Regions from separate parts of the Mus musculus genome. Here all the other regions are linked to region 2. Evidence: chromatin loops called from intact Hi-C (ENCODE). Cell type or tissue: left cerebral cortex. All regions are shown on one strand. Each heading gives the region's core, and the rest is flanking DNA. Links, peaks and the distances in the headings are about the cores only. Region 1 overlaps Gm35363 (a long non-coding RNA gene). Region 2 holds the start of Pde2a (phosphodiesterase 2A, cGMP-stimulated). Region 3 overlaps Pde2a (phosphodiesterase 2A, cGMP-stimulated). Region 4 holds the start of Gm35363 (a long non-coding RNA gene).

Region 1 (6,084 bases), core at 519-5,518, 72 kb before region 2:
TGTGTGTGTGTGTGTGTGTGTGTGTGTGTGTGGTTTGTTTGTTTGTAACTAGTGGAAGTAAAGGAGAGAAAAAAATATCACAGATCACCCGAGTAGATAGAAATGGGAGCTTGGGGGGTAGCTTTCATTCAGGGGGAGTTTTCCATTGGTGATGTTTTCAAATAGATTTGATGGCAATATAATATAAATCTGGTTAGCTTCCTGTGCCATGTCTATATGCCCTACTTTTGCTAAAAAAAAAAAAAAAAAAAAATCATTTGTTCTCCCAGAGCCTGAGCTGCACTAGAAGCTAGTTTGTTTTGATTGACGTTAGAGCCAGTCACGCAGGCCTGACTCTGCCATGAACATGATTTCTTCTGCTGGACGTCTGGCTGCTCATCACGCAGATACAAGCTTGTGGAGCAGGCTATTATCTCGTGCTGAATGAAGTGACTCTTGCATGGCCACGATCACCGCCGAGATTTTCCCAAAGATATGTGGGGCCAGCCCAGCTTCCTCAGGAGATACAGTCACTCAGATTGGATTTTTAATAATAGTGACTGTATTTCATTTCAACATTCAGTGACTCTGCTGAACACATGCCGTCTCAGGTTCTGTGTAAGCGCCAAGGATAGAGAAAGAACCTTACTCTCCCACTCAAGCAGCTCAGGCCGGATTGGAGGAATAGTTGATTACAATCAATGGTCTCTCCATGCTTCCAGAGGACAACATCAGCCAGCATTCTTAGCTTGTACACCATATAACATGAAGCAGACAGAGGGAGGTAGGCTCAGTGTTTCTGCACATTCAAACCCAGCAGGGACAGGAACAGTATGGCCCACCTCACCTCTGGAACTCTGGTGGAAATGACATCACTATTCTGCCAACTGTAACTTGACACTTATGTGAGGTGCCAGATATGACAGACTCCTCCATGATTGTCCTTGGACTTCATCACAGCTGCTCCCTCAAGGATCCCGTCTCCCCACTCCAGCCCTCCATGCCCACGATGCTTCTTGCGGGAACCTAGGCCACACAGGCAACCCAAGATGTAGGGAAGTTTGAAATCCCAAGTTCGAGTCTGGGACTGATGACTTGGGAGACAAAGCTTGGCTAGGCGTGGTGGTGGTGGCGGTGCATACGAGGCAGAGGTAGGAGGATCTCTTAGTTTGAGGCCAGCCTGGTCTACAGAGTGAGTTCCAGGACAACTATGGCTACATAGAAAAACCCTGTCCCAGGGGTAGCATTGGAGTGGGAATCCAAACCCTGTCAGTTCCTGGAGGGGAGGCCTTAGGTAGTCCCATGGCCAACCTGCATGTCAGCTGCCTGATCCATATAAGGGAATCACAGACACTAAATGAGACAAACACAGGAGAGTGTTCATCACAGCTTTAAATGCAGGTTGCTTAGTGAGACCCCCCTCCCTCCTTCCTACTCCAAACCTGAGTCTTCTGCTCCACCCTGGCTCCAAACACCTTTGATGGTACCTCTGGAGGCCACAGGGGTCCTGGAAGATGGCTCAAGAGGCCTTGGAGCACTCACATTAGAAACTCACCCTGCCTTTCCTGTCCTTTCTTCCTCTTTCTACAACTCTTAACACCCAGCCCAGCCCAGATTCCAATCCCAGTGCAGGCTCCCAGCAATTTGTGCAACACCAGAACTTGAGCTGAACCAAGACTTGTGAGCAGGTGGAGCCCTCAGGTGCTGTCTATACAGGATCTCTCCCTCTCAAGGCCCTGAATTTCTATCTGACCCTGACGCAGGGATAAGGGGCTGTTGCAGGATGCTAGGCAGCCAGTATTCCCAGGGGTAGACATCCCTCATGTTGAGCTTTGGAGGATGTGAACATCTACCCAATAGGACCAGGACATCCCTAGTCATCTAGACCAGAACCCAGGTGGGATGCTGTTATTCTTTCTGTAGACCTGCTTTGGGCTTCTGTCCAAGCTTCGTCAAGATATAGTAATTTCTCCTGTGGGGTTCTGTCCTTGTAAACCTCTGTAAGGAGGCATATCTTACACGGGAGCAAGCCAGCATCCTTGAGGCTCTTTAGAGTACTGAGCAGACATGCAACCATTTCAGCTGAGCCTGCCTGTCAGGTGATCACTCTCTAAGGACTGAACAAGTGGGTCAACCTCCCTCATTCATTATCTACAAATGTATTCATCTATTCATTCATGTGGACTCACCCAAGCCATCCACTCATTAGCCTCTTTATCCATTCACTGAGTCTTTCTGGTGCTCATTCATTCAGAGTGCACTGATTCACTCACCCGTGAGCTTACTACTTCAATCACTTTGCTGATTTCTCCTTCAAGTGTTATTCATCTGCCTGCCCACCCACTTCCTTCTTCCCTCACTTGGTAAGCATGTATAGGCCTTCTGCAGGCCAGGAATCAGGGATTCTCACTCTCTGAAAAAGCTAAGGCCTCAAACAAGAGCAATTAAGGAACTTGGAAAGGTACCTATTTTTTTGTTGTTGTTGCTTTGGACCTCAGGTGCAGAGGATGGAGCTAATCATATGCTTAGTACACAACATTAGCACGTGGATGATCATCACATGGTCCTATTCTTTTTTTTTTTTTAACATTCATTTATCCATGTTGATCTGTTTGCGGTAGGTGGCGGGCATGTGCTGCGCCACATCTATGGAGGTCAGAGGACAGCTTTCAAAGTGGTTCTCTCCTTCTACCAAGTGGGACCTGGGACTCAAACTCAGGTTATAAGCCAGGGCAGCAAGTATATTTACCTGCTAAACTGCCTGTCATTCTCAAAGCCCTGCTTTTGTTTCCTCCTCCTCCTCCTCCTCCTCCTCCTCCTCCTCCTCCTCCTCTTCCTCTTCCTCTTCCTCTTCCTCTTCTTCTTCTCCTCCTCCTTCAATTTTTGTCTTACTTATATGAGTACACTGTAGCTGTCTTCAGACAAACCAGAAGAGGGCATCAGATCCCATTACAGATTGTGAATCACCATGTGGTTGCTGGGAATTGAACTTAGGACCTCTGGGAGAACAGTCAGTGCTCTTAACCGTTGAGCTATCTCTCCAGCTCTAGGTATTTTCTTTTAATCCCATTCTTCCATACTGTTCTTCCCTCTCCTTCAAGAGCAATCATAGGTCTAATGTATAGCTTTGGTTCATAAGAATTTTTATTAAATGCATTCTGCAATTGTGAATGCTTGGGTTTAAATTTCTGTAATTGAACCATAGAATAAATCTTAATCTCTCTTCTTCTCTCCTCCCCTCCCCCTCCTCCCCTCCTCCCCTCCTCCTCTTCCTCCTCCTCCTCCTCTCTTCCTCCTCCTCCCCTCCTCCTCCTCCTCCCCTCCTCCTCCTCCTCTCTTCCTCCTCCTCCCCTCCTCCTCCTTCTCCTCCTCCTCCTCTTCTTCCTCTCTTTCTCTCTCTCTCTCTCTCTCTGGACTCATGGTGCTAGGTACATGTATATATTATCCTTACCTACTAAATATCACTGGACAGTGCCTTCCCACCAATGCACTCACTATACACCCAGTCAGTATCAGCATCCTTGGTCCAACAGTTAAGAATTAAGTGAACACCCAGAAGTGGCCCTGAAAGTTATAGGGCACACATATACCACTATGCACATGCATGTGTCTCATTTGAATAACAGCTGCCAGGTTGGTGTCTATACAAACATTAGCCCACACTCCTGTGGGCAGTCTCAAATTCTACCTTCCTACTTCCCACCTGCAGGTGACGTCATCATTTGACTGTCTGGTTCCTGCCAGTCTACCAGGTATAAAATGGTTTGTTGTTGCCCTTTCTGTTTCTCTGGTAACCAAGGAGCTGGAGAAGATTTTCTAAATGCTTTTGAGCTGCTTTTTCCATAAATATCTTGTTCCAGGGATTTCTTCTTTTTATTTTTTTTTTCTATTGAGGTTGATGCTTTCTTGCAAGAATTTCTTATGTATCCTAGATATTAGCAACTTGTCAATCTTAAACATTGCAAACAATTTTCCCCAATCCACCAGCTCTTTGTCTGGGACACATGTCACAGATAAGACATCTGAAAGCTACAGTTCCTGTGTAATTGGATTTCCTATGGTTTTGCTTATGGCTTGTCCTCTATGCACACAGAATCACTCTGCATTTTCTTCTGTTTACTTTTTACTAGCTTTTTTTTTTTTTTTCGGATTGATTCTCACACACTCCGGGCTAGACAGGAGCTCACTCTGTAGCCAAGGCTGGCCTTGAATGCCTAGTGTTCCTGTTTCCATTTCCCGAGTGCTGGGATCACAGATGGGCACCGCCTAGCCTGGCTGCCTCCTCTCCAGGTCCATTTTCACCTTTTACCTTTAGCCTAATCCACGCATCCTCCTCCTGTGCGTGTGACGTACATTGGGATCCAGCGTTCTCTTCCTCTGCATCACAGGGGAGTTTCCAGACACCCACACTTTCTCCTAGATGCAGCTTCCACCTTTGTTGGGTAACAACGTGGTGTTCCTAAGTGTCACATGTTCTCCTCTGAGCGCCCTATTCCTCTTCTGTTGGCCCAGAAGCTTTTCTTACATCAATACCATTTTATTTTATTTTTTTTATATATTTTAATTTGTTTTGGTTTTTTGAGACAGGGTTTCTCTGTGTAGCTGTGGCTGTCCTGGAACTCACTTTGTAGACCAGGCTGACCTCGAACTCAGAAATCCACCTGCCTCTGCCTCCCAAGTGCTGGGATTAAAGGCATGCGCCACCAAGCCCAGTTTACATCAGTACCATTTAAGATGACTGCACTCTTTACTTTTGTCTTTCAATTCTGGACTTCACTTTTTTGTTTTTCATCATTTTATGAATATTCATGAATTGTACATAGTAGATTGCATTATGACATTTGCATACACGTATGTGATGTATATCAATCATATTCCGCACTCATTGCTCTCTCTCTCTCTCTCTCTCTCTCTCTCTCTCTCTCTCTCTCTCTCCTCTCTCTCTTAAATAACCAGTGAATTTCAATAGGATTGCCCAGAGGAGCCGGAGGAGGAGCTCTTCACAGGCACATGGGCACCTTACCAGTGGCTGGCTACCCCATGCAGAAAATGTCTCTTCTTTGAGCAACCAGGAACTTCTTATAAATCCTCAGGACAGGGTAGGGCCTGGAAAGCCCCTGCCTTTGTAATGTTACTGGATTCAATCTAGTGCAGGTAACAACAGCGGCTACCGATTCAACAGTGCAATGGCCGAGTTATGCAGAAGTCCACATTCCCCGTCCCCTTGCTGCTTCCTCTGACTGGAATACACTTTCTGCTCCCTCTCCTGCCACGTTCTTTGGGCATCAGAGATGATATAGATGTCCCATTTACTGCTGAGCATCCAACCATCATTTATTCTCGCTGCTTCCACCAGTTATGAGCTTCTGCATTTATGGCTGCCCACTGCAAAACAAAGCTTCTCTGACCAAAGCCGACAGCAGCACTCACCCATGGGCATAAACACTTATCCAGAAGGCAATTTGATGGGCACATCGTGTCCATTTAACAAAACAACAGTGGCTGCTTCCCCACTCGGGCCTATGACCCTCTAAACATATTGGCTATTTCTTTTACAGTGCAGAGCATAAAACCCAGGTTCTATGTGTGGTAGACAAGTACTCTATGGCTAAGTTTCTTCTCCAGTGTGTGTGTGTGTGTGTGTGTGTGTGTGTGTGTGTGTGTGTGTGTATCCTAGTCATCTTCTTTAGCATCTCCAGGCACCCACCCACCCCCACACACACAGAGAGAGAGAGAGAGAGAGAGAACACTTTGAATTGGATCTCACTGTGTTGTCCCTGTCCCAGCTAGCCTTGAACTCATGACCCTTGTGCCTCGGTCCCCCAAGTGCTGAAATTACAAGTGTAATTTCACTCTGCCTTGCTGGGCTCTCAAAACACTAATGTTGTTGCTATGGAAGTGCTATCGATGCTTGCATTTCAGAAACACCAGTGAGCTCTTTTAGATCTACCTCTCATCTATCGACCTGTTTGCTTTCTACTTAAAGAGTAGCATCACCTTTGAAGAACAAGTTTCCCTTCATAGTCCAGATGTGCACATCTTATGTCTTCTCATTACAGCATTAGCCAGGCTTTCTGAGTTACGCAGTATTGCTCACTGTTCTAG
Region 2 (5,000 bases), core at 1-5,000:
GCACCCAACTAAACACACACATGCATGCGCACACACCACTCAGACACAGAAGCACATGTGCAGACATATTCTGCATAATTTGCATGCTTAATGTCAGACCAAAATATCACCCATTTGTAGACACACAAAGTCCTTCAGTCTGGAAACTGCTTTCTCCTGCCCACCCTCCAACCTGGTCAACCAGCTGCTGAGCGAACCGGACCCTGGGTTTTGGCTGCACCCGGTCTCATCCATAGTTGCACGAACAGTCACCACAGGCACATAGCACACAAACACTAACACACAGGCGTCCAAATATTTTCTCCAAGCAAACCCAGGATGTACCATAGTGACCCTAAGCTACCCAGGAGGCTAGAAGCACAGCCAGACATAAACCTCCACTCCTCTCTCACAGGACATCCATTCGAAACCAACAGGCCCATACTAGGACTCATTCTGACCACATACTGCAGAGAAATAGCATGTATAGCCACTTATTCAGTCTTCAACATGCAAGCTGTCCCTATAGCATCACAATGCCATGACAGACACAACTACATGCACACACCACAGTCACTCGCTGTGCTACAACTCCCACCCACGATCCTGCCACTGTAGTCACACAGAGCATGTAACACCACAGACTCACAATCTCCATACTGTCATCTCCCCATGCTAAATCTCACTCAAATGATGTGATTATACATAGCACAACATATATGATTACACACAAGGCACACTCAACACATGCTATGTACACAGGAACCCTCACATAAGCACATATACCCCAGACTCACCCATCCCTCACTACAGGTGAAGGACATTTACCCCCTCTCTCTATCCCCAAACCCAACTGCCCCAGTCACTACCAGGACAGCTGGGATAAGGAGATATCATGTATAAGTTATAAATACCAGTGTCCCACCTCACGATCCCTACCCACCATATATTTTGGGCACCCTGAGGGCAACGTTCTCCATGTTTAAGCCCTTGGACTTGAGTCCATCCTATGCCATACCTGAGAACACAGGCACAGGTGGAGGTCCTAGAGGCTCCAGCCCTGTCTTCTGAGCCGGTTCCCCCACGACCCAAAGTAGAGGCAGACATGTAGGGAAGGCATGGTCACAGAAAGACCCTAGCACAAAGATAGAGACCTACAGAAACTGAAGGGCTGAACAGACCAGGAGAGGTAGGCAGCCTGGAGCAACACACTAAACAAGAGAACAGCAGAGGGGCCAAAGGATGATGCACTCAGAAATTTGGGAACTGGAAGAATGATATGGGACTATCACATCTAGAGGCTGGGAGGCAACAGGAGGAGACTGGAGGTCTGTGTAAAAGATGAGGACTGGGAGGGGGCAGTCTGGCAGAGGAGAAGAGAGAATCTGGGTTTTAAAAGGGGGTTGGACCCTTGGGTTGGGTGGAAGATGGTGACTAGAATCTAGATGATTAGTAAGGATGGGGAGTAAGACTTTATAAAATAGAAGATAGAGGTTTGGGGGTGAGGTCCTACTTATGAGGTAAAGTTCTCTGCAGCCAGGGGCTTAGGGGATATGGGTGTGCCTGGAATCTGATATGTACAGTAGAGAGCCAGAGGTTTGAGAGGGGAGTGGGACTAACCTGGGAGGAGGGAACTCCGGGTTTATACAGAGCTGTTAATGTGGCTGAGGGGGGCAACGAGGATTAGGACTTCGGGGCTTGGGATGGAGGAGTTCTAGATGCGAAGCAGAGTCAGAATCTGGAGGGGCATTTGAACTATGAGCCGAAGAATCAAGGACCCCCTCTGGGTATGGCTGCAGTCCCATTCAGTACAAGACGGGTTCCAAACTAAGGGAAGGGTCCCCTCTTAAAGGAAGGTTCAGGAGAGAGTAGACCGTGGGGCAGACGACTGCAAGCTCTTCAGAAGACCGGGCCCTCACCGGGCTCTCCCTGGACACCCGCTTCTCCCTGTTACCCAGAATGGGGGGGGGGGGGGCCTCCTACCTGCAGGCTGTCGGCGCATGGCTGCGGCGGCGGCTCGTCCGGCTTGAGGAAGACCTGCTGGCCCCGCCTGAGGAATTGGACAACAGCGATGAGGATGTGGTGCAACACCAGGACCATGCTCGCAGCCGCCCGCCCGCCCCTCCAGCCCGGCCCGCTGCACTCGGTCAGCGCGTCCGCAACAGCTTCGCCGGTCCGCGCGAGGGTCCGCCCTGGTCCCGCCCCGCCCCCGCCCCCGTCCCGCCCCAGGCCTCCAGGCCCCGCCTACGTTTCTGCTACCGGGGACAGCACTTCAACGCCTTCCAAAGATCGGACCCCACCCGATCCCGGCCGGCTTGCTCCCTGCCAGGCCTTCACCCTCTCAAGTCTCCTGCAGCGGGTCGGCTACGAGGGCTCCCACTCCTCGGTCGCCTCTCAGCCTTCGCTGCCTTCCGCTTATCCCATTGTCACTCCTCCTATGTGGTAGGGCCCCTCCCAGAGTCCCGCGCACTGTCGCACCACATTCTCTCCCCATCACTTGGACTTCAGTAGCCCGGCCAGAACCCCGAGGCCGAGTCCAGCGCAGTGCGGGGAGAGGGGCCGCGGCCACAGTCCGGGAGCCCCGAGGTCCTTTCACTCCTTCCAGTACAGAGGGTAGAGGAAAGTGAGGGAGAAATTTAGAGGTCGCTCCAAAATGGGACGAGCCCTGAAGCGGTAGCAGATCTGTGAAGGAGACACGTGCGCCCTGACACACACAGGCGCACCGTTCCCAAATGTGGGGTGAGAGCACTGGGTTCCTAAGGCTACCAGATAGGCCTTCATCGGCGTCCCAGGAGGCTGAAAAGGGTGCAAGCCCCAGGGCCATCTAGTCCGCAGTTCCGCGGTGGGACCCCGAGAGCTGGGAGCGCATTTCTCTGCAGAGCCGCCTCTGTGCTCAGGCACTTGCAGCAGCCGTGACGCTCCTGCGCCCCCTGGTGTTCTATCGCAAAGGTGCACCCTGACCCCAGTAGGGGATGGCTGGAGGGATGAGGGGACATTTGTGTAACTTGGGTCAAACCCCTTGCCTGGACCAACCTGTTTTCTAGCCTCTGCTTGCTATAAGATGGGCTAAGGCACAGGACGAGTCTATATCAAATGGTGAATTTGGGTCTTCCTGGATTTTGCCAGTGTAACTTTAGCTTGATCCCCTTCCCATTGGGTGTCAGTTGTCCCACAGGGCTGCCAGAAGACAAAAACTTGGAATGATGGTGAGACAGACAGACTCCTGACAGCCCTCACTGTGACTTTCCCTGGTTCTCCTTTCTGCGCTACTGCCCCTCTTCCTGTACTTCCCTCTCCCCCCAGCCCTTGGAAGGTGACTCAGTGAGCCCCCTGCTCCTTGCCTCATAGATGTGATTCATTTGGGCCCTTTCCCCCTGGGGAGCAATTTCCCCAGTGTTGAGTCACTGAGCCCAGTGCTGGACACGGTCCCAGCACCTGGCACAGGCTTGGAAGTGTCCTAGCTGTCCCAGTAGCTCAAGGGGTGATCTTCCACACAAGGATTTTTCCCCCTCCTAGCTGAGCTTACAGCTTCCAGTGCTCAAACATCCTTAGTGGGGGTCTCTACCACGAGCACCATAAAACCTAAATCTCTCACTTGGCATTACAGACCTTCCACAGTTCAACCCTGATTATTGACCAGCTCTGACAACCCCCATCCCTTGTTTTTATACAGCCCTTTTCTTTTAGACAGCAGCTGCCTCATTCTTGCCTCCTGGTCTGTCATGGTGCCACCCTGTCACCTGCTAACCATTCAAGAGCAACTCAGAGGCCATCTGCTCCAAGACCCCTTTTCTGGATTCCACATCAGTGATCTAGGGGGGGCCTTTTTGTATCCTTCCTGGGAGTCATGTCTGGAGATGGGATCTAAGCCAATTGCTGCTGCTTCTTCTTCCTCTTCTTCTTCCTCTTCTTCTTTCTTCTTCTTCTTTCTTCTTCTTCCTCCTCCTCCTCATCCTCCTCCTCTTCTTCTTCCTCCTCTTCCCCTTCCTCCTCCTCCTCCTCTTCTTCTTCTCCTCCTCCTCCTTCTTCCTTCTTCCTTCTTCTTCCTCTTCTTCTTCTTTTCTTCTTTCTTCTTTCTTCTTTCTTCTTCTTCCTCTTCCTCTTCCTCTTCCTCTTCCTCTTCCTCTTCCTCTTCCTCTTCCTCTTCCTCTTCCTCTTCCTCCTCCTCCTCCTCCTCCTCCTCCTCTTCTTCTTCTTCTTCTTCTTCTTCTTCTTCTTCTTCTTCTTCTTCTTCTTCTTCTTCTTCTTCTTCTTCTTCTTCGTTTTTTGAAACAGGGTTTCTCTGTGTAGCTCTGGCTGTCCTGGAACTCAGTCTGTAGACCAGGCTGGCCTTGAACTCAGAAATCCGCCTGCCTCTGCCTCCCAAGTGCATCTTCTTAGTAAAGCAGTTTGTCCTACATATTAACATTATAGAACATGACATGCATGGGCTAAGATGTGTAAAGGTTACACCTACTCCTTTAGTGGGACTCTCCTTTTTCTGGCCTCAGTTTCCTCCTGTGTAAAAGAGGGGGGATGACCAATATGATGATGACTGTTCCCAGGTCCAGTACACATACCCCTTAGTAATCCTAGTCACATGTCACTGGCTTGGTCCCAGGCTTTCAGATACTCTAAGTAAGACACAGGTGCTCAGGAGGTGCTGGCATGATTACTGACCCTAACTACTGGATCTTCAGGGGACCTCATCTTAGCTCTGCAGTCGAGAGCCAGCCCCACCCTGGCAAAGACCCATCTTTAGGGACCTTCACAGCACTTGCCTCCTGAGAAGTTATTTTTTAAATCCTACTTGAGTCTCTCCTGCTTTGGTGACTATAGTCTCAGATGCACATTTTGTCTCCCTCAGGTCTTTGTGTGTTATTTGTTCTGAGTCAAATATTCATCAAGAGGACTGAGTGTGTCCTCACTCAGTCAGAGGGCTGCTGCATGTGGCCAATGGGGCCTCCACTGCCCCATCTGTGAAATGTTAACACATCTAGACTCAATAAATGAGCAACCTAACCCCTTACAGCACTTGGTAG
Region 3 (5,000 bases), core at 1-5,000, 53 kb before region 2:
CCACTGCTTTGTGCCTGTTCCCAAAGTTTGGGACACAGATGAGAGGAGATGACCCAGTAAACAGTGATTGTCATATGCTCTAAGCTAAGACTTGAGGTAGCTCTTCTGATCCAGGCCTGGTAATGGGACTGGGGTACCAGTAATTAAGATCATGCAGGGGTGCACGGCCACTGCATCCAGACAGTGGCAGGGGAAAGCCCTGAGCAAGGTTTTCAGCTTTCAGGGATTACCCAAGTCGGGCATACTCTCTGGATGTGGGGTGGGGGTAGCTGTCCGAACCAAATTTTCTCCTGAGTGAAAGCCTGTTGGCTGCCTTCACATCAGGCTAAGAAAAAAGCTTGAGAGAGGATTATGGGTAAGTTGGGGAAGCCCTCTAGGTAGAGCAGAGGCCAGGTATTGGTGTGGGTCTGTTTTCCCAGTCTCAAGAGCCAGCAATAGCCAAGCTTAGCCTGGACCTGGGTTGCAGAGGATTCTGGGAGTCAGAGAAGACATGTGGAGCAGGTGCTCCCAGACCCTAAGATGTACAGAAGCTCCAAGCAAGCCTCACCTTCATATGATACATCATCATCTCATTGGCCAGGTGGCTGCGGTATTGGGCTTCATTCACCTTTTTGTATAGGAGAGACTGAGGAGAGAAAATGGAAAAGATGGGGCTGGAGCTGAAGGCTGTGACATCCTCAGAATGCCTGGAACTGGTACAAACGGGTCAGGCTGCAGAAGTTCTCCTTCCTCTCCCGTTGGGGGCCCAGTATAAGCCATTAGCAATAGCCCAGTGTTCAGGCCCCACCCCGATGCTAATCCCAGCTCTCTTACTGGCCTTCCCCAGTTTCTTAACACCTGAGGCACTTTGTCCCCTGAACTTGGTAGCCCTTGGAGGAGAAGATCAGAAAGCAGGGATTAACTCGGGTACTTAGGTTGGATTTTCAGGCTAGAGATGCCAAAAGTATGGAGAGAAAGATCCAACGTTTGCTACAAAGATACGGACTAGTAGATTGGAGTTGCTGGGGTGGGTAGGGAATCTTACCAAGAGGGTTTTCTATGTGTGTGTTAGGGTTTTTGTTTGTTTAGACAGTGTCTCTCATGTAGCTCAGGCTGGCCTCCAACTTGCTAGGTAGCCAAGGTTTTGAACTCCACCCTCCTGCTACTCCCTCTCAAATCCTAAGGTTATAGGCCCATACTATCACGTACTACCATATATATACCCATCTAGCCCAGCAGAACTAGGTGGGGTTTTGATTTGTTTTGTTTCTTTTCCTTTCTCTTTCATGATCCTCAGAAGCTGGTTGGACAGGACCAGAAATAGTATCCCCAGCTTTGCATGCTGAACGACTAGAGGCAGCCAGCATGTATGGCGGGCTGCATAGCATCCCGCTCGCTGGGATCGGAGCCCTGAGCATAGACAGGCCAGAGCGAAGAAAGCAGATGTGGGGGATAGAAGAAGGACACCCTCCCCGCCCCAGTAGCGCTCCCTCACGTGGGCGATGCTGATGCCACAGTAGATGGAGAAGGCTGTGGCCAGGTCCTCATCAAACTTGCTGAACCATGGCCCATTGATCTTGTTCACTAGCTCAGCCACACCAATGACCTCTGGGAAGAGAGAGAAAATGGGAATCGCTGGTGAAGGGGTCCAGTGAGACCTGCCTTCTCCTAACTCCTCTGGAAGAAATGGCTCAAGACTAGACAATCCCTGGCTCTTTAGGTTCCGACCCTAGAACCACTTTCCCCTAGTCCCCGCCCCGGCTCCACCCCCGTACAGCCCCTTCAGGCCCCGCCCCTGGCCACCACGAGTCGGCACCCTGGTTCTCGTTCTTGATAGGGAAGCAGAGAATGTTGCGCGTGCGGAAGCCAGTGCTGTCATCTACGCCGCGATAGAAAAGCGGATGGGCATATGCATCTGGGATGTTCAGGATCTGGCCCGTAGTCGCCACGTGGCCCGCGATGCCTTGGTCCGCCGGGATGCGGATCTCATAACTCTGCCCAAACAGGGATGGAATAGAAAGCAAGAAGTTAGCCTGCCGTATAGACACTTTTCAAATGTGGCTTTTCCCCCAGGTCCTCTTGCTTACTCCCGGACACCCTCCATACTCCCTCACCTCATCGTCCACAACGCCACCATCGAACACCTTGGCCACCAGCTCGTTCTGATCCAGCAGGAACACCGAGCAGCTGTGGAGAGAAGAGGTTGGTTCGTGGGGTTCTGACGCCTCTCGAACCACCACATATGGCTAGTGTAGCGATTACTGAGACCCTGGAAAGTGTCCTAAAGTGAGACACTCTCCTCGGAGCTGGACAATTCCAAACATCTCTCCATCTGCCTTTTATTTGTTTTGTATTGTATTGTTTTAAATTCCTACTAGGTTTCATAGAAACCCATGGCAAGCAAAGTTAGCGCTGTCCTGGCTGAAACAAGGGCCCAGGCAGAAGGAAATGTCAGATAAGAAGGTAGGGAGGGGGCAGAGGCGGTGAGGGCTGAGACTTCCCCTCCCGCACCACCCCACTTCTGCTCACATCTCTGCGTTGCTGAGGTTTCTGGCTTCCGTGATGATCTCCTGTAGCAGGACAGAGACATCATCTGGAGGAGGGGGAAGGAGAAGCACGTGAGACCTGAGGAATGCCAGGCAAGCATCTCTTCCACATCTCCTCCTCCCCAAACGCCTTGTGTGGGAGACACATCACTCACCCAGGTGGGTGAAGAGGTTCTTTGCCACTTGGAGAAGAGCCTGGGAAGGAGGAAGTGAAGATCGTAAAGATGGCCCGGGATGTTCTCATCCCTTCCCAAGTGCTCCTAGAGCAGGCTGGCAACTGACGTGCCTAATGAAACCCTTTGGGTACTAAGTGAAGGAGCTGGGGAAGAATAGTGAAGTTCTTGGGTCTCAAACGGCTGCCACCTTTGCCTCTGGCTGCCCAGATGTTGTGGTAGTGCCCGTGTTAGACACTAGAGGGCAATCACAGACAATGCCTAGAGCCCAGGGAAATACTGACCTCTCTCTCTTTAAGGGACTTCCAGGTCACTAGGTTACCCAGCCACAGTGCTGCCACTGGCCTAGATAACCCAGGCAGCATCACCCTCGTGGATAGCCTTCTGGGGCTGGCGCGCGCAGGTTCTTGGGAAAAGCTCAAGGCAGGCACTCACCTGGCACTCACACTTGAGCTTCTGCTCCTTCTGGAAGGCCAAGGTGCTGGTGAGCACCGTGCCTGTGTAGTGGAAGCAGTGTTGGATCACGTGTTCATCCTCATCTGTGAAGCTGGAAGTCGGGCTGGGGGTCAGCAGAGAGGACAGGGAAGATGGCCTTCTCGGCCCCTTTCTCCTTTCCTGCATGCTACCAGGAAGCTCCTATCTGCCAGCTAATGAAACTCTTCACACTGGGACTACACACCATGCCTTCTCCCCCTTCAGGCACAGAGCTCTAGGGAAAGCTCTGACTGCCCTCAGACCAAAATGTGGGTTCCTCCTCAGGCCACTGTTTATTTGAGGCAGGCTTATGTACATGTTGCTCAGGCTGGCCTGGAACTTCTAGGCTCCCGTGATCCTCCCACTTCAGACCCCCTAGAACCTGGGGCTATTGCCATAGTGCCATGACACCCCCACTCTCAAACTCACAAATCTCCTCCAAGCTTGTTGAAGGCGCAAGCCAGGGCCACCACCTGGTCAGTGGCTCGGCTGATGACAGGGACACACAGCATAGCCTGCAGCTCACAACCCAACATGTTTTGCAGCTGTTGCACATCGTCCTGCAGAGATGAAGGAACAGTGAGGAGGGGCAGTGTGCCTCTTCCCTAGCTCTCACCACACTCCGAAGCCCGTTATGGCACGAGGACAGGGTGTCACCAAGTCTGGGTCTTGTCTCCCCATCTCTAGGCTACCCCATTCCAAAGACACTGGGGCTTGAGCAAAGGGTTTCCCCCTCCCTCTCCCTTGGCTCAGCATGGCCATGGCTTACAGAGGTTAGGTCCTTCAACTGGATACACTGCTTGTCTTCCACCACCTGCCCCAGACGTCCCATGGTCAACTGGAAAGTGAAGAGAGACCCCGTTGGCCCAGCTCTCCCTGGGTCAACCCATCCTTGCCTTCCAAGTCTGGAAGTTTCAACAAACCCTTTGAACAGTTCAGGAATGGATGGAGCTGATGCTGAGAAGCAGAGGAGAGAAGTGGGGGGGGGGGGTTGGAGAGGGACGACTTGGTAATCAATAGTGAACTTGAGGGTTTTCCCTAACTAGAGAGTGATAAGCAGACCCCAAAGAGTCTCACTGATCTCAAGAGATTCTAACAGGTTCGTGTCTAGAAACACTCAAGCCTGTCTCATCTAAGGCTTCCTCTACGAGCTTGCTTCTACTAGAGTCTGATCATGAGAGACAGGGCTCCTTCGTAATTCTTCTAAGTAGCTCTCACGACCTGGACTGCTCCCACCAAGACATCTAGGTGGCCCCAGTTGCTAGGCCTTCCTGGTCCCTGCAGGCTCCAATGCTGAGGATGGAGATGGAACTCACTGGAAAGCTGACCTCTTCTCCCAGCACTTTGTCTCCAATGACCTGTGGGACCCAGGAATGGAGACAGGTTTATGGGAGGAAAGGCAGACACGGGTTGCCCCGCCTCACCGTGGACTTGAACCCTCACCTTGCAGGAAAGCTGTAGATTGTCCTCCGACACCAGCAGGAGGCAGCAGTGAGTGGCCTGTGTCTCCTGCTGCAGCTGCAGGGGGACAGACAGAGCCAGGCTGAGGGCGGGGCTGGAACACCCGCTAGCCTCTCTGGGTTTTTCAGGATTGTAGAAGAGAAGAGAGGGTGGGGTGTCCCAATCTGAACAGAGGTGATGGGGTCAAGGGTCTGTTGGTCTTTGGAGAGAGAGAGGGTGGAAGAGGAGATAGATGCTCAGGGACTCACATATTGAAGGACTTTGAGCTGCAGAGAAGTAGCATCCAAGTCAAAGAGTTCCCCTGCAAGAACAAGGCTGAAATCAGAGAGGGCTCTGCCTTGCCTGGGGGCTGCTTCCAGGCTCCACC
Region 4 (6,084 bases), core at 621-5,620, 87 kb before region 2:
TTGAATCCGCCGAGTCAAGCGTCAGGAGACGCCTAGGAGCTTAGAGACCTACTTGCTGCTCTGGGATGTAGGGCAGTGGAGCCTGTGCTTAGCATTTCCAGTCTACAGCGAGCACTTGTAGCCACGAGAGGGCGCGGTGCATATTTAACAAAGCCTTTCTGAGCACTGACATCTTTCAAGCCAGGTCTAAAACTTCATGCAGACTAGAATCTTGCTTCCCAGAGCTTGCCTCCCAGGAAGGTGAGTTATCAAGCCAAAGAAGAGGAAAATATGCTTGAGGGAAGGGAACTAATAAGTTGAAGAACGATGTCAGTGCTCTCTGTAAATCACAATTTGTCATTTACCCAGAGATTCTCCAGGTAGTTACACAGGGTCCCGATAATTTAAACCAGGAACAAGAGAGGAAATGAGACAACTTGGAGGTTCCCAACAGAATTCTGACTGAAGACTGTAAAACCTCTGCGCATTCAATAATTTATAAACTGGGCCATATGTCATGTGCCCGGGCAGCAAAAGGAAGTCCTATCTTCCACAGACTTGGAGGAAGCACCTGCCTGAGGCCATTTGACGTCAGGGCTCTAGGGCTTTTTATATTTATTTTAGATAAGAGTTGTCTCTCTGTAACTATGGCTTCTAGACATGTGGATCCTACTATAATAGCAGGCTGAAAATATCCAGAGTGTGCGTGAGCATACACACACACATACATACATACATACACACACACACACACACACACACACACACACACACACACACAATCCAGGAAAAAAAAAATGTGTCTCACTGGACCATGGTGGCACATGCCTTTAATCACAGCACTTGGGAGGCAGATGCAGGTGGATCTGAGTTCAAGGCCAGCCTGGTCTACACCAAGAAACTCTTTCTCAGAAAAAAAAAAAGGGGGGGGGGGGTCTCAGGCATGTACAGAATTTGTTTGGGGGGGGGTTGCTATTCCCTAACAAATACAGGCTAGCAATGGTTTTCATAGCATTTGCAGTGTATGAGTCATTGTAATCTAGAGATGATTAAAGCACAGTGTTTATCTGCAAATACTATTAAATTTTATAGAAGGGACATAAGCATCTTTGAATTCTGATGTCCAAGGTGAATTCTAGAACAACTGTAATAGAGCTCTCTCTCTCTCTCTCTCTCTCTCTCTCTCTTTGTGTGTGTGTGTGTGTGTGTGTGTGTGTGTGTGTGTGTGTGTGTGTGTTGGATGCATATGTTTAGCACTCATGTGAAGACAATTTCAGATAAGAAAATTTCAGTCCTCACTTCTGCCTTATTTGAAACAGGCTCTGGCTGGTCCCTGACACGTGTGCCAGCCTGGTTTCCTTTGCACTGCTGGAGACTCCTGTCTCCATCTCCTGTCTCCATCTCCTGTCTCCGTGTGGAGACTCCGGCTCTTCTATCCAGCTTCTGTGAACTTGGCTCCTCCCACTTGCGTCAAAGCGGTCTATCCAAGGCAAGCGCTTTATCTGCCTTATTTCTGAGATGTAGTCGGCATGCAGCCCGAGCTGGCCTGGCCTAGAACTATATGGAGATCAGATTGGCACTTACAGAGATTTGCCTACCTCTGACGGTTGAATGCTGGGATCAAAGAATCCTTTAAACCTTGATTAGAAGTCTTAGTACTGAAAGGTTTCCTAAAATTTCTACACTACCAATTTTTGACCTGACTGAATTTACATATTATCGGGGCTGATCTTCATGCATATTTATTTTAGAACCAGGCGGGGACCCTGAAGCTATTCAACCAAAGATATTCTTTTCTTTTTCTATCCAAAAAACAAGAAGAAAGGGCTTAGGTTTGAAAGCAAGAACAGTCCTTAAGTTAGCATTTACAAATTTGTTTTTCAGGATTATTTACACACACAATATTTTGTTTTGTTCTTATAAAAATGTGAAATTTACCTTTTACCCAAAGGTTTTAACTCAATGGGGCAACTTCTTCTTTTTCATTTGCAAGCTGGTTCGTTTTTCTAAATAGAAAACTGTTAAAAGGTACATCCTTTTGAAGACTAATTTCTTTAATCTTTTTAAATGTATTAACATAAATTACAGAGCACAATTTGCACCTCGCGTCTCTTTGTAAACGCTGAGGTTTGCTATTTGATTTCCTTTTATTGTTCCCTCAGCCTGAAGGGCTTTTCACTCTTTGAGTATCAGAGGTTCGGCTTCATTTCTGAATCCTCCCCCATCCCCTACCACTTGCACTCCTACCCCCACCCCACCCCATGGACACATCAAGTCTCTTTATCCTTGATTTACGGGAGCTCTTACTGGCCTCTTAAAACCACTCTAAGTGGGAAATCCAGAGCCTGGGAGTCATAGCAGCCTACAAGCCTACAGAGGAGGTCTAATTAATTACAAGCTATCTTTGATATCAAATACATCTCTTCCCTGCCTATGGCATATCCAAGCCAGTCTTCCAGAAACAAATAAGCTATTGGCTTTCTAGAATCACCTTGGATTCCGTACTTCAAGCCCTACGGTTCAGGTCCATTCAAACTCATTGGGCTACCACATAGGGTGAAAACTTCTCCGTTAAGCAAAAGCAATTATTACAATATCTGTGTATATAAAATTTAAGCAATAGGATTTATTCCCTAGAGAAGGAAAAGGGAAAAAAAATCTTGCATATATTCGAGATGGGGGTGAGTCACTGGCTTCCCCGAACTGTCATACACTTATTTGTCCCCTAGGGGGCGTAAGTTTCCTGTTTCTGGTGAAGAACAGGATAGTTGTGCTTCCTTGGAGCCTCTGGGGGAAATTGATTTAGCTGGATCTTAATTGGAATAGAAAAAAAAAAAAATAGAAAAAAAAAACACTCTAACTTCTAATCAGATAACATTATAACCCAGAAATTAGATGCAGTCGTTCCAGAAGACAGATACACAAAGTTCATTCAATCTGCTGATGACTTGTGGCCTCAAACGTAAGACTCCACCTCTGAGCTCCAGACAGACAAGACAGACAAGACAGACAAGACAGACAAGACAGACAGACAGACAGACACACACACACACACAGAGCAGCTGGCCACGCCTCCAGCATCGCCCAGGAAACACTGTATTTTCACTGCTGACGCTGTGTAGATGATCAACAGCTGCTCCTGGAAGCTCCTGTACAGGGTTGTACGGAGTATGTTAGAAATATTTCAGAAAGAGGCGGGCATTCCGTGGTGACTCAGATGAACTGCCTGTCACAGTCTGGGTTCCCTTAAAAACACAGCCTGAGTCAAGAAGTCGCCTCCGTGAAGATTTTCTTAGTAGGCAATGTCAGGGTGCAGGAATGAGAAATTGTCACGCTGACCAGCTGTCCCTGTTTGTAGAACACTGAGAAGTTTTCTAAGAAGTGAAACCCAAGAAGTACATATGAGAGGAGCAGTCAACTGGTGAGTTGCTGGACCTAGAAGAGGGAAAGCCAGATCAAGGCTGGGTTTCTGACTTGTTTTAATCCCATAATACAGAGCATAGAGTTGCTCACCTGTAGAGGGGAGAATGGTCCATTGGCTCCCAGGTGTATGTGATGTTTCTGTTTGGAACGTTTAACTCCTACAGCATCTAGGGTTTGTGCTCCTCCTGGGGGCCTGTGACCCTCCATAGGCACTCCCCACGGAGACACCAGAGAAACTGGGTGGAAAGAGGGAAACAGCTCAGCAGGAGGAGGAGGAGCCGCGCTGTGGGCTCCGCCCACACCACTCTGCTGCTGCAACTGTTGGAGAAGCAAACTCCAAGATGTGGCCCACGCACGCATGCATGCATGAAGACTGATTCTACCAGCTTTCGCTTGGTTTATCTGTGGACTCAGCAGGAGATTATAACCTCTGCTTTAGCTTCCAACTAGTTTATTGATTTAACAGAGCTAGAAAGGTCTTTGTTTTAAAATAAGAAACCTAGCAACAAAATTGTTTTCCTTTACTTTGTGTGTCTAGTGTATGGAAGCCGAGTTAATAAGCTCATCTACCTAAAAAGAGAAGAGTCTCAAGCCATTGTATCTTTCCCCAAAATTGAGGTGAGGATTTAGATATCAGCACCAATGGAAAACATTGAGAAGGAGGAACAGTCCAAAATGCTGACATTTTTTTAGCAATTACAAAGTCTGGGGCCAAGTGTGGTGGCATATTTCCTTTCACCCCAGTACTAGGAAGGCAGAGGCAGGCACATCTCTTTGGGTTAAGAGTCAGTCTTGTTTAAAAAGCAAGTTCAGGACCAGCCAGGGATGCATAGATGATAGTATCTGAGAAAAGTCAGGGAGCTTGCTAGTTCTACCCCATAAAGAAGGAAAGATGGAACTGACTAGACAAAATTGTCTTCTGACCTCCACATTGGAGCTGTGGTATGCATAGATATACATGGACATCACACACACAACAACAATAGCAACAACATTAGGAATAGTAATAATAACAACTTTTTAGATTTTTTTTTAGTGATTATTATTATTCTGTGAGTCTTTTGTTCTCAAGTCTGTATGTCTTCCGTACATTTGTCTGGTGCTCTCAGAGGTCAGAGGACATCAGATTCCCTAGAAATGGAGTTAGGATGGTTATCAGCTATCATATGGTTGCTAGAATCCAGGCCCAGGGCATCTGTAAGAGCAGCAAGTACCCTAAGTGTGGAGCCATCTTTCTAGCCCCAATTATAATACTTCTAAAGTCTATCACATGTCATAGCATGTGGCTATGACCTGCCATCGTGCCTTGCAAAGCTCCCTTCTGGGCTGCATATCACGAAGATGATTTAGACACATGGTTTGTTTCCACGGTTCTGTTAAACCTCTTATGGTGGAAAATTTTAGAAATATACAAAAATAGAAGGGAGTCATGCAACCTCCTTTTAATCTTTCTGTTGTGCAAAATCTTAGAAGTAAACAAAACTGGAGCGGATGCTGAAATGTACCAACCACAATGTCCTGCTTGGGTCGTTCTTTTACCATCTCCCTCACTGAAGAAGATATGCTGTAGCAACCAACAGAAAACCTATTTTATATGCCTTTAAACCAAGGCACTATTAGCCCCAAGATTGCATAATATATAGATCTGCAGTCCAGGGCTCGGCAGAATGGAATACTGTCTTCAGAAACACAGTAAACTCTGTTGTTTTGTTCTGTCTTTAGAATGTGAGTGCAAAATGGCTGCCAAGCCTCTAGCAATTTGGATCTTTGGTCCAGGAAGGAGGAACTTAGAGACAGACTGACAACATTGAAGGACAGGTGTCCTGCCTTGGGTTTCCTCTGAAACCCTTTCCCTGGGGTTTCATCCAGCATCCACTCTCATCTCCTTGGCTAGAACCTGGACACTGGGTCTCTATTTTCTGCAAGAGGATTGATTATTGGAGGCTGGGTACACCGTCACCCTGAATAAAATCTGGGTCCTGTCAGAAAGAAAGAGACTCTGCCCTTTCACCCCATCTTCCTTTGTGCTTCCCATGCTTCCCCCCACCACAACCCCTCGGGCCATCACTTCATTTAACCAATATTCACTGAACACCCACTCCCTGCTGGTCCCAAGGCCACGTCCTGGGTCTCTAGAGAGAAATAAGTTGTTTTTGTGTTAGAAGAAGCCCTAATCTAACTTATAGCTGGAAGCCAATCCATAACATCTAAACTCGATCAAGTCAGAGTCACACAAACACATTATTTAAAGATGTAGACGCAACCCCTTGAAGATATAAAACTGGAATTGTTCAAAGGGCTTGGTTGCCCTTGGAGACTAGACTGGGGGCAGGGAGGTGCAGAACAGGATTCTGGGTAGCATTACTCATTGCATGTACCTTTGCAATTGGTATCAACGTAGTTAATAGTTTTAATTTTGCGTGTGTGTGTGTGTGTGTGTGTGGTGTTTCAGGGTGGAGTTATCAAGTGCCTGCATAATTTTGATGAAATGTATTTTTTAATTCCAAAGAAGAGTATTTCGGTAAACATCTTACACAGAGTTTTCACCATTTTTGGTTATGTTTTCATGATATATTCTAAGACCTCGTGCGTAAAAGACTGCTGCTACAGATTGAGCAGTTTAAGAGGACTGGCACGTGTAAACCACCAGGCACATCGCAGGCACTCAGCACACATTAGTGA

What was found. Peaks named below come from ENCODE experiments on the same cell type or tissue, not always from the same donor. Only the 100,000 strongest peaks of a DNase experiment are listed, where the experiment ranks them.
Region 1: a loop joins it to region 2, with 2.1 times the contacts of the local background. A loop is called at or near these places in 8 of 42 quality-filtered maps.
Region 3: a loop joins it to region 2, with 6 times the contacts of the local background. A loop is called at or near these places in 34 of 42 quality-filtered maps.
Region 4: it touches region 2 in a loop (6-fold over the local background); 14 of 42 quality-filtered maps call a loop at or near these places.

The regions. Positions count from the first base shown.
Region 1 is chr7:101,519,494-101,525,577 of GRCm38, reverse strand. It overlaps Gm35363 (a long non-coding RNA gene), which reads left to right. Exons shown (of 5, transcript XR_869841.3): 5 at 3,689-6,084. Among named protein-coding and RNA genes, the nearest start is that of Gm35363, 16 kb to the left of the region's middle. In left cerebral cortex, for the core only: a CTCF peak has its summit at 2,921 (motif pointing right); DNase peaks (open chromatin) are centred at 2,297 and 3,686; H3K27ac peaks cover 322 bases.
Region 2 is chr7:101,448,431-101,453,430 of GRCm38, reverse strand. Pde2a (phosphodiesterase 2A, cGMP-stimulated) reads right to left here and starts at 2,179. Exons shown (of 30, transcript NM_001143849.2): 1 at 1,963-2,179. The coding sequence starts at 2,079. In left cerebral cortex, for the core only: a CTCF peak has its summit at 2,910 (motif pointing left); DNase peaks (open chromatin) are centred at 550, 2,361, 2,879, 3,349 and 1 more place; H3K4me3 peaks cover 3,147 bases; H3K27ac peaks cover 2,874 bases.
Region 3 is chr7:101,501,544-101,506,543 of GRCm38, reverse strand. It overlaps Pde2a (phosphodiesterase 2A, cGMP-stimulated), which reads right to left. Exons shown (of 30, transcript NM_001143849.2): 8 at 4,882-4,934; 9 at 4,616-4,690; 10 at 4,489-4,530; 11 at 3,942-4,010; 12 at 3,602-3,732; 13 at 3,134-3,245; 14 at 2,681-2,720; 15 at 2,509-2,572; 16 at 2,094-2,166; 17 at 1,796-1,973; 18 at 1,475-1,587; 19 at 548-625. Among named protein-coding and RNA genes, the nearest start is that of Mir139, 29 kb to the right of the region's middle. In left cerebral cortex, for the core only: CTCF peaks have their summits at 2,929 (motif pointing right) and 4,641 (motif pointing right); DNase peaks (open chromatin) are centred at 2,645, 2,916 and 4,661; H3K27ac peaks cover 2,315 bases.
Region 4 is chr7:101,535,354-101,541,437 of GRCm38, reverse strand. Gm35363 (a long non-coding RNA gene) reads left to right here and starts at 2,986. Exons shown (of 5, transcript XR_869841.3): 1 at 2,986-3,400. In left cerebral cortex, for the core only: a CTCF peak has its summit at 2,697 (motif pointing right); DNase peaks (open chromatin) are centred at 1,443, 2,703, 3,222 and 3,693; H3K4me3 peaks cover 420 bases; H3K27ac peaks cover 3,317 bases.